2 separate regions of the Homo sapiens genome follow, and region 2 is linked to region 1. The links are chromatin loops, found by intact Hi-C in ENCODE. Cell type or tissue: endothelial cell of umbilical vein. All regions are shown on one strand. Region 1 overlaps GATA2 (GATA binding protein 2). Region 2 holds the start of RUVBL1 (RuvB like AAA ATPase 1).

Region 1 (5,000 bases):
AACATTCACAGTAACTGCTGGCAGGCTGCTGGGCGCCCTCCAGGAGAGGGGGTGCTGGGCCGAGCCGGGCTGGCAGGAGTGGTGTCGGCCTTCGGGAAATGCTGGGCTGCTAAGGGTTTGGTCCACCCATCCCGGGAGTGCCCGGTCCTCGACGTCCATCTGTTCCCTAGCCCATGGCGGTCACCATGCTGGACGGGTGGGGGTGGCCGAAGGAGAGGCTGGAGGAGGGGTGGATGGGCGTCGGAGTGGGCAGGATGTGTCCGGAGTGGCTGAAGGGCGGGAGGTGGCCCACAGGTGCCATGTGTCCAGCCAGGGCAGCTGCACTGAAGGGGGATGACTTCTCCTGCATGCACTTTGACAGCTCCTCGAAGCACTCCGCCCCTTTCTTGCTCTTCTTGGACTTGTTGGACATCTTCCGGTTCCGAGTCTGGATCCCTTCCTTCTTCATGGTCAGTGGCCTGTTAACCTAGAGGCAACCACCAGTTTTCAGAGGGCCAGTTCCTTCCTCCAGCAACATTCCTCCCACCCCGCCACAGCGTGGACCAGAGGCAGGTCAAGCTGAGGGTCCCAGGAAGCCAGGAATTGTGCCCGACCTTCATAGTCCCATCACCAGATGGCTACCATTCCAGGAAGGGCGGGTTCTGGCATATGGGGCTGACCCACACCCTCCCTGGCTCTGCCCACCGCATGCCAGCACTGCCCAGCCAACTGAAGTCCTCCCCCCCACCCTGACCCTTTTTAAGCAGAGAAACCACTTCCCTAGTCCGAGACCCTGTCCTAGCCAGCTCCACCTCCTGAGCAGAGGCAAGGCACCCCTCTTACGGGAAGCCCTTCTGGCGCTCACTCAGGGCAGCAGCTTCCCAAGCCAAGCCAAGCTGGATATTGTGGCTGGGGCCTCTTGCCTGGCAGCACAAAGCGCAGAGGTCCCCTGGGAGGGGCGGGGTGGCCGGGGCGGGGCGCACTCACATTGTGCAGCTTGTAGTAGAGGCCACAGGCGTTGCAGACAGGGTCCCCGTTGGCGTTTCGGCGCCATAAGGTGGTGGTTGTCGTCTGACAATTTGCACAACAGGTGCCGGCTCTTCTGGCGGCCGACTGGGAGGGCAAGGCAGCGTCAGCAGGCTGGACTCCCACGCCCACCTCGACCCCCCTCCCTGACCCTCGCTCCACCCCCAGTCCCCACCAGCTCAGTCAAGGAGGGCTAAATCTCACATGGGAATCAAAGCATCTCAGAACCATGGAATTTTAGAATTTGAGAACGAAATAAGTCAAGACTCACAGAACTTTGGAATAAAGAACTCTCAGAAGCCTGATGTTAGAATCAACGGGATTGCAAGAGCTACAGAGGAGAATTAGCTACCTCCCCCAACTACCCTGCGCTCTAACTCCATAAATGGGGAAACTGAGGCCCTGAGAAGGGCTCTCTAGTAGCACAGGCATCCTGAGGCTGAGCCGGCTTGGTCCCCCTCGAGCCCCTGGATCTGGGGCCGATTCTGTGTCTCCTCTAGCACGACTCCGCTCAAAATCCATAATCCTGGGTGAGTCAGTGTCGCTGAGGCCAGCGCAGGTTTACAGAGTGCAGAGCTGCACCGTCCAACACTGTAGCAGCTGGCCACAGGCAGCCATTTAAATAAGATCTAACTACAAATTAACAAAATTAAAAACCCAGTTCCCTCAATTGCACGAGCCACATTTCAAGTGATCAATATTCACATGTGGCCAGGGGCTACCACAGTGGGCAGTGCAGACACAGAACTTTTCCATCTCTCCAGCTGATGTGAGTGCTGATCCCCCCCATCCAGCCCCCCATACCCCAACCCTTAGAGCTTTAACCACCCCGCAGCCCCTCTGAGTCCTAGTCCCTCAGGAAATGCCTGGCAGAGGTAGGGTCTGGAAATGAGCGCCTGGTCCTTGCAGAGAGAAGCTAGAGGGAGGCTTTACCCAAGAAAACAGATCCCCTCTCCCGGTTCCACCAACGCCAGCCCCACAGTGACAGAGGGGGTCCCCCAACACTTCCCAGAGAACTGCAGGCGGGAGTGCACCAGGTGGTGAGTGTGGGGGGCTGGGGGCTGAGGCCTGCAGAGCCTGGAACAGCCCCAGGCCCAAGCCTGGTCACAGAAGGGACAGAGGGACTGCAGCCGCGGGGGCAGGGAGGGGTGAGTAAGCAGCCTGAAGCTGGAATTCTGACTCAGGGGCCAACGCCGCGTCCTCCACCTCTACCCCCACCCGGGCCTCACCCCGCCCTCGCTCCAGGGGAAAAAAAGGCCCCCAAAGCAGGGAACGATTTAAGCCTCATAAATCACTTCGCCCTGAAAAAATATATTTATTATTCTTAGCATTTTACGCATTATTTGCAGAGTGGAGGGTATTAGAAATTTCAAAACAGCCCAGCGAGAGGCAGGACTGAGCTGAGGAGACTCTAAAAACTCGCAGAGTCCGGAAACAGATACACGAAGTTTCCTTATCTTCAGGCTGCAGATGTCCGGATAGGAAACTCCGGCAGGAGATCCGAAAGGGCATTTTTTTAAAATCACTCAAATGAAAATACACAGTATAGGTGACTCCATGGAAAAATAATAAAGGGCAGGTTTTTTTAGTGGCCGGTGTGAGTTTGTGTTTTATTTAAATAAGCACGAGGAGCTTGTGAGCGGGGCTGTCGGGGAGGGCTGAGCCACAAGGAAAAGTACTTCATGGCCCTATTTTTAAAAAAGAGCTAAGCAGAGGCCAGAGGACAGGAGTCCGGCCCGTGGACACTCAACTTCGGGGATCCCGGAGCAGAGTGGGGTGGCGCAAGGGTGCCCGGTGGGCTCCCTATACCCGAGGAGGAAATCTGGCCCGAAAGAATCTGGCCAGAAAGAGAGACGACCCCAACTGACATCCCAGTGCTTTTCATGATAAAAGAGGATTTCAAGCGGCAAAGCGTCTGCATTTGAAGGAGTTTTTTTCCCCTGTAATTAACCGCCAGCTCCTGCCCAGCAGCCCCCTCCCAGCCACCTGTGCCCGCTCCTACCAGTCTTCGCTTGGGCTTGATGAGTGGTCGGTTCTGCCCATTCATCTTGTGGTAGAGGCCACAGGCATTGCACAGGTAGTGGCCGGTGCCGTCCCGCCGCCAGAGAGGGGTGGCTGTGGCCCCACAGTTGACACACTCCCGGCCTTCTGCAGGGGAACAGGGAGAGACACGGGGGCCTGCTTAACCGGCAAGTTCTCGGGAGGGAGTCCAGGGCAGGAAAGCAGCCAGCCGAGCAGTGCCGGTGCCTCTCAGGCACACGGTTGGCCTGGGCCTGGCTGCAACAGCCTGGGCAGGAAGAGGGACGAGAGGGTCTCCCACATGGGAGGGGGCACAGGTCCAGAGTCGTTTAAAGCCAAATCCCCTGCTTCCAATCCTCACCAGGAGGGATGGAAACGAAGGAGGAGGGGAGGAGGGGCCCAGGGCCCCAGGCGTTCTGGAGCAACCAGGAGGGTATTTACTGCAAACTTTGCCGAGGGTAGGGTGGTGGCAGGAGTCACCCAGCTCAACCTGGCTGGGCCCAGGAGGCTCTCTCCTTCCCGCTCTGGCGCGTCTCTCCCCCTCTCCTCTTTTGTCCCTCTCCTTTCTACCCAACTGTGTCTGCCCCACCCCGTCTTTCTGCTCTAAGTCCAGAAGCATTTCCCTCTTTCTCCCCAACTTTTCTCCTCTTCCACCAAAGCTCTAGAATTTTTCTGAGTCCTGGAAATAATGGATCGAAGTTGTTGTTCTTTAAAATAAAATAAATAATAAGCTCTTTCTTTTTTAGATAAGTGGCCTGGGTTTTTTTTGTTTGTATTTTTTTTTTCAATTAAAAGACCATCTGGAATTCAAATAAAATGCAAAACAAACAGGAGAAAGGACCAAGAAAAGGCAAGCTGACGGGTCTGAGCAGAACTAGGACCCTGAGCCGGGGCTCAGCGGGTGCTGGGGCCAGCGGGGGCTGGGGCTGGGGACCAAGTTGAGCAGGATCACTGGCTGGCATCGTGTTCCCCAGGAAGTTATTCTTGATTTAGTTTAAACTAAATGAGGAGTACAGCCTGGCAAGAGAAGGTGGTTCCTGCACTCAGGAGTAACTGTTTTAAAAACCTTCCCCCTCTGTGGCTCAAAGGGATTCGGGAAAGAGACATGGACAGCAAGAACTCCACACTAGCCACGAGTTTCTGGGTTTATGCTCTGTGGCCAGATTCTTGGACAAACCCAGTTTGGCCCCAGCCAGCTGCGGGAAAAGGGGCGGGGGCACTGCAGCTTCATCCCCTCACTCCAGCCCTCAGGGAGGGAGAGGGAAGGGCCTGGCGAGGGCAGGGAGCAGGAGCAGGTCCTGGGAATTTTGCTCTGGGGAAAATCTCCCGAGGAGATCAGGGAGCCATCGAAATCCCAAGATCAGACTGATTGAGTTAGAGACCCAGATTCCTTAATGGTCTGGAACCTCCGGAGTGCCTGAAACATGCACACACAACATGCACACAGACACACGTATACACATGCACACACGCTCCCAAACACATGCACATACAGAGTCACTTCCCTCGCTTCACATACTAAGTCCTGAGGTGGCTTGAATTTTCACTTAAGATTCAGGGAGGGAAAGGGGGAATTCCTGTTCTATGTTCTGGTCAGGCAGTGACCAACCCTGGGGCAAGGAACTGAACTTTGGGGGTACACTGGAAGCACTTAAGAAAATGGCAAAAGTTTTAGAGTCTCCTCTCCCTGACCCGGGGGTCTCAAACATCTGCTGGGGGCTATTAGAGCGAGACATCACCCATCCCCAGATCTGGGAAACCAACACTGCCACCTCTCCCAAGTCACAGCTCCCCACCACAAAAACGCAAATGCTCCCCTCTTCCACGAAGTCCCCAGCACCTGCCTTTACCTGAACAGGAACGAGCCTTGCTGCGCTGCTTAGGGGTGAAGCTGGAGGCCGGTCCCCCCAGGAAGCCTCCGGGGTGGAAGAGTCCGCTGCTGTAGTCGTGGGCAGCCGCCGGCACATAGGAGGGGT
Region 2 (5,000 bases), 360 kb before region 1:
CCTCCCAAAGTGCTGGGATTACAGGTGTGAGCCACTACGCCCGGCCCAGATGCTATATTTCTAAATAGATAAAAAACCTAGCCAGGCGCGTTGGCTCATGCCTGTAATCCCAGCACTTCGGGAGGCCGAGGCAGGTGATCACCTGAGGTCAGGAGTTCAAGACCAGCCTGGTCAACATGGTGAAACCCTGTCTCTACTAAATATACAAAAATTAGCCGAGCGTGGTGGTAGGCGCCTGTAATCCCAGCTACTCACGAGGCTGAGGCAGGAGAATCGCTTGAACCCAGGAGGCAGAGGTTGCAGTGAGCCGAGATCGCGCCATTGCACTCCAGCCTGGGCAACAAGAGCAAAACTTCGTCTCAAAAAAAAAAAAAAAAAAAAAAAACTACTATGGTCTTTCCACACAACCCTGTCATATCATAATCCCCAGCACTGAAGCTCTTTGGGAAACCCAAGGTAGAAGAGACTTTACAAACCTTGGAGATGTGCGTTTATTTACAGACCAGGACCTCTTCCATCCATTCTCCCTCAATTTCCACTCCAACTACTCTCAGGTGAGATAAGCTTGAATTCTAACATTTAAAAAGAATTGGAAGGGTCTTTAAAAGATCACCTAGTCTAACTCTCATTTTTCAGGGAGGTTACTGATGTGACCAGAGTCACACAAGAACCTGGTAGCTGAGGTGGGTCTTAGGCATACAGCATCACTCTTAGGCATAGAGCATGCACTTAGGCATAGAGCATGCACTCTGGGTTTAAATACATAGACTTGAGTTAAAATACTGGCTCTCGCACTTACCAGATGAGTAACCTTGGACCTACTTATTTGACCTCTATGAACCAGAATTTCCTCACTTGAACAGAGTTCATACTAGTCAATGGCACACAGGTTAAAGGGTGTAGGGGTAAAGTGTAGTGATGCCTGCAATTCACCTTGAAATGTAAAAGTGGATTGGGAGAGGGACAGATGAAAAGATATATGATAAAGCAGCACAGTAAAATGTTAATTATAGAATTTAGGCACACAAGTATTTACAAGTCTTTCAACTTTTTTTGTGTCTGAAAACTGTCATACTAAAGCGGGGAAGGGACAACTAATACGTTGGATATGACAAGGCAGTGGACATATAGCTACTTAGCACAGTGCTTGGCACATGGAAAGCACTCAACCAATGTTAGCTACTTGCAGTACTAGCTGCTTAGTAAGCCAGGGTCAAACACTTCCTTTTTGGAAAGATGATGCTCAAAATGGAAACCTGAGGCTTTTCTTTGAGGCCTTTCCATTTAGAAAAATCAGGCTAAGAGGCAGTAGCTTAACTTTATATTAAGTGAAGATTTTTGTAGAAGCTAAGGCTCTCCAAAGGCCAAGGGGCATGGCTGTGACCTTAGAGAACAGCAGGCAGAGAGGGTGGCTGTATCATCATAGAGCACTGATTTGGGAGTCAGAAATACACGTGGGTGCAAACCCCAGGTTTACCGTTACTAAAACGAGTGTCAAGCATATACGTGAAGTGCCCTCTCCCCAACTCAATATTTTCACCTGCCAAAAAATAATATGTATGTGAAAGTACTTGGCATCACCAGCACTTAGAAAAAGGAGATTTAATTGGAATGGTCAAAAAGGATGCTTGGAGGGGTGGATAAACCAGATTGCTCTTCTCCATAATTCCCACTTCTCTCCCTCAGTTCCCGGATCCTGGGAACCAAAATGAGCTTTTAAAGTTTAGTCAATTCCCTACTTTAAACCGTCCCATAGCCTGCCACTGCATTCACAATAAAATCCAATTTCCTGACCGTGGCCGACAAAGCCCTGCAGTAACTAACCCCACCAAGATAAGATAATTATTTTTATTTATTGGTGTACACGTTTATCGTCTCTCACTACACTAAAATGTAAGCTCCTATCTTAATTCCCGCTGTATCCCAGTGTCGCGAATAGAGCCTGGTACGAATTAAGGGGACGGGGTTGTGTGGGTTTATATCAGCACTTGTCCATGAGTTGGCAAACCGTCAACTGCCCCCAGTGGATCGTCACTAGGTATCCTGGGGCGGCCCCTCACCCAGCTCCAGGGCGGCGCCCCTCCCCGAGCCCCTGGCCCATTTTCACTTCCCTGAGGAAATAATGGCGGGAGACCCCTGGCGCGCGCATCCCGCCCCGAGCCACCGACTTCAGCAGCTCTCTCGCCGCAGCAGCCCTGCTTGCAGCCCCCAACTCCCTGGTCCACTGGCCACACCTCTCGCGCGTTCTCCTGGCCCACAAGCCCTGAGGCCGCCTGCTTGGCCAAGCCGCTCTCGTCCAGCCCCAGCCCTTTCACGTGGCTGTGGGAGGCGATGCGCTGCGTCTTCGTAGTGCTCTTCACCTCCTCAATCTTCATTTTGCAGACGCCGGGAGCTAAAACCAGCGTGGAAAACCAGCAGCTAGGACAGTGCGCCCGGCGCCTGAGTTACCATGCGGCCGTTACTAGGGCAATTTGCAAAGGCCCGCCTAGACCGGCTTTCCATTGGTGGAAGCGGGAACACCTCCGCTCTCCATAGGCTCACGGCTGCGCCCATCGCGGCTGCTGCTAGAGCTCCGGTCACCCACTTCCGTCTGTGTCTCCGGGTTGGCTTCCCCCGTAGCCGGCGCTTCCTGCCGAGGCTGGGGTCGGGAGCACAGTGGGACCACGCCCCGGATTTGATCTAGGGCTGGGGCGTTGCACGAGGCAGTGGCCCCCGGGTACCACTCCTAATCCTTCCGTCCTATCCATTAGCACATTTGAACGTCATACTCTTACGCAAATCTCAAGTTATTATTTCCGTTTTGGAAACAGAAGAACTGAGGTTCAGAGCTTAAACTGGGATTGGTTACTAACCAATGTTTTCTGACTCCCATACCTTTGCATCTCCCTGGAAAGGCCCAGCTCAACCCACCACCGTTTCCGTGGAATTGTCTTCCCCTGCTTCTATCCTCCATCCTCCACCGAGAGATAAGGTTCCTGCTGAGTTCAGTTGACTGTAAATAACATTTTGCAGTTTTCAAAATTCCACAGCCCTGTAAGGTAGTGTAATTACGCATGCAGCTACAAACAAGCGGAAAGAGGCCCATCCGCCCAAGAAAGCATCACAAATAATCAGAACTAGAAATCTTCAGGCTTCAAAACCTATATAATAATGCTCATCACGTCCCATGACTCCAGCTGAGACAATCAGCCAGCAAATTGTCCCTTCAGGTTTCATAATGATATTAGCACAACCTGCACCACAATTGTACTTGCCATCCATCCATCCATCCGTTCAACAAACACGAGCCAGACACCACAATGCACTGGGGATACAGGGATAAAAGTCTTGATGCGTTTACTTCTTGCTTAGAAAACTTGCAACGTGAGATGTGCTGAGACAGGTACACCCAGGTGGCGAGAAGACCAGAGCAGAAGCCCCCGGAACAGCCTGGAGAGCCAGGGAAGGCATCATGAAGGTGATGTTGCCTTGGCTGAATTCCAACAAATAGGAGAGATTTCCTCAGAAGCAAATGGTATGACACCATTTTTACAGAAGAGGATACTAACATCCAGAGGAAGGGAAGGACTTGCCCAGAGTGCAGGAGAGTTTATGTTAGAATTGAGACAGACCTGAAATCAAATCCAATTACAGTAGTTCCACAGTCTCACACCGCCTTTTTTTTTTTTTTTTTTTTTTTTTTTGAGACGGAGTCTTGCTTTGTGGCCCAGGCGGGAGTGCAGTGGCGCAATCTCGGCTCACTGCAAGCTCCGCCTCCCGGGTTCACGCCATTCTCCTGCCTCAGCCTCCCGAGTAGCTGGGACTACAGGCGCCCACCATCACGCCCGGCTAATTTTTTTGTATTTTTAGTAGAGACGGGGTTTCACCGTGTTAGCCAGAATGGTCTCAATCTCCTGACCTCGTGATCCGCCCGCCTCGGCCTCCCAAAGTGCTGGGATTACAAGCGTGAGCCACCGCGCCCGGCCTCTCACACCTCCTTGTACATCTTGATTCTAACATTTGAATCTAGGTTTCTATATACTTTTTTCTTTTCTTTTGAATCTAGGTTTCTAATGATTTGCATAATTACTGGGTCAATGTTTTTCTCTCCCAGTAAACTGCAGGCCTTTTGAGGGTGTAGACCACATTTGATTGTTTACCATTTTAACCTAAGTGCCTGGCACACAGCCTACAACACAGCTCACAATTAAGGCTTCTCATGAATTCAATTAAGGTTCTAGACCACACACAAACACATACACTTGAATTCATCAGTTTTGCTGCATGTATTTTACACGTTGGCTTTTATAGGACTTGGTAATGATTTCCATCAGTGAATGGAATCTTTTGGCATTTTCAGGGCCTAAAAGAACAGAGGCCAGGCCTTGGAAGGCTGAGGTTGTTACTAGGGCATGTGGTTCATCAGCACTAGAGACAGCACCCCACAAAGTTGCTTAGCCCCTCATTGACTTGTTCCTGGTCATTACTCTTAGAAAAGAAGCAATTCCTTTCTCTATATGGAGAAGGAAACTTTTCCACCAACTAGTAGTCAAAGTGAGGCATTCTATGGGACTGACTTCTTTGTGTATTGTCCAATTAAGGAAAAAGACTTTTTTTACACTTATTATTTCAGCCCTAGTCTTTGTATCTTTTGGCACAGAAAGAAGGATTTCCTTCTAGTCCAAAAAGAGAAAGGGAGAATCAGGATTTTAGAGCACAGAGGAATATCCCCTGGATTACTTGGTCTAGTGGTTTTCAAACCACATTCCCAGCAGTTGTGGAATCCTTTTGTGGCCAGTACGGGTGGGGACAGGGAATGCTGAGAGTGTAGGATACCAGCTCCATGCCCCCACTTCCACCAGAGTTGTTCCTTTGTGTGTGTGTGTGTGTGTGTGTGTGTGTGTGTGCTAAATAACAGTTCAAACATCACTGATGGGCCAGGGGCGGTGGTACACGCCTGTAATCCCAGCACTCTGGGAGGCCGAGGCAGGTGGATCACCTGAGGTCAGGAGTTCGAAACC

What was found. Hi-C counts contacts between places; a loop is a spot of excess contacts. Peaks named below come from ENCODE experiments on the same cell type or tissue, not always from the same donor. Only the 100,000 strongest peaks of a DNase experiment are listed, where the experiment ranks them.
Region 2: it touches region 1 in a loop (13-fold over the local background); 1 of 110 quality-filtered maps calls a loop at or near these places.

Annotation. Positions count from the first base shown.
Region 1 is chr3:128,480,853-128,485,852 of GRCh38, forward strand. It overlaps GATA2 (GATA binding protein 2), which reads right to left. Exons shown (of 6, transcript NM_032638.5): 3 at 4,875-5,000; 4 at 3,008-3,153; 5 at 967-1,092; 6 at 1-466. The coding sequence ends at 167. Among named protein-coding and RNA genes, the nearest start is that of GATA2-AS1, 5.8 kb to the right of the region's middle. RefSeq lists enhancers at 2,633-3,197, 3,198-3,762. In endothelial cell of umbilical vein, a CTCF peak has its summit at 2,430; DNase peaks (open chromatin) are centred at 959, 2,419, 3,279, 4,319 and 1 weaker place; H3K4me3 peaks cover 3,040 bases; H3K27ac peaks cover 4,261 bases.
Region 2 is chr3:128,121,350-128,126,349 of GRCh38, forward strand. It overlaps RUVBL1 (RuvB like AAA ATPase 1), which reads right to left and starts at 2,463. Exons shown (of 11, transcript NM_003707.3): 1 at 2,235-2,463. The coding sequence starts at 2,375. RefSeq lists an enhancer at 2,215-2,264 and a silencer at 2,455-2,514. In endothelial cell of umbilical vein, no CTCF peak of the experiment used is centred here; a DNase peak (open chromatin) is centred at 2,562; H3K4me3 peaks cover 1,536 bases; H3K27ac peaks cover 1,353 bases.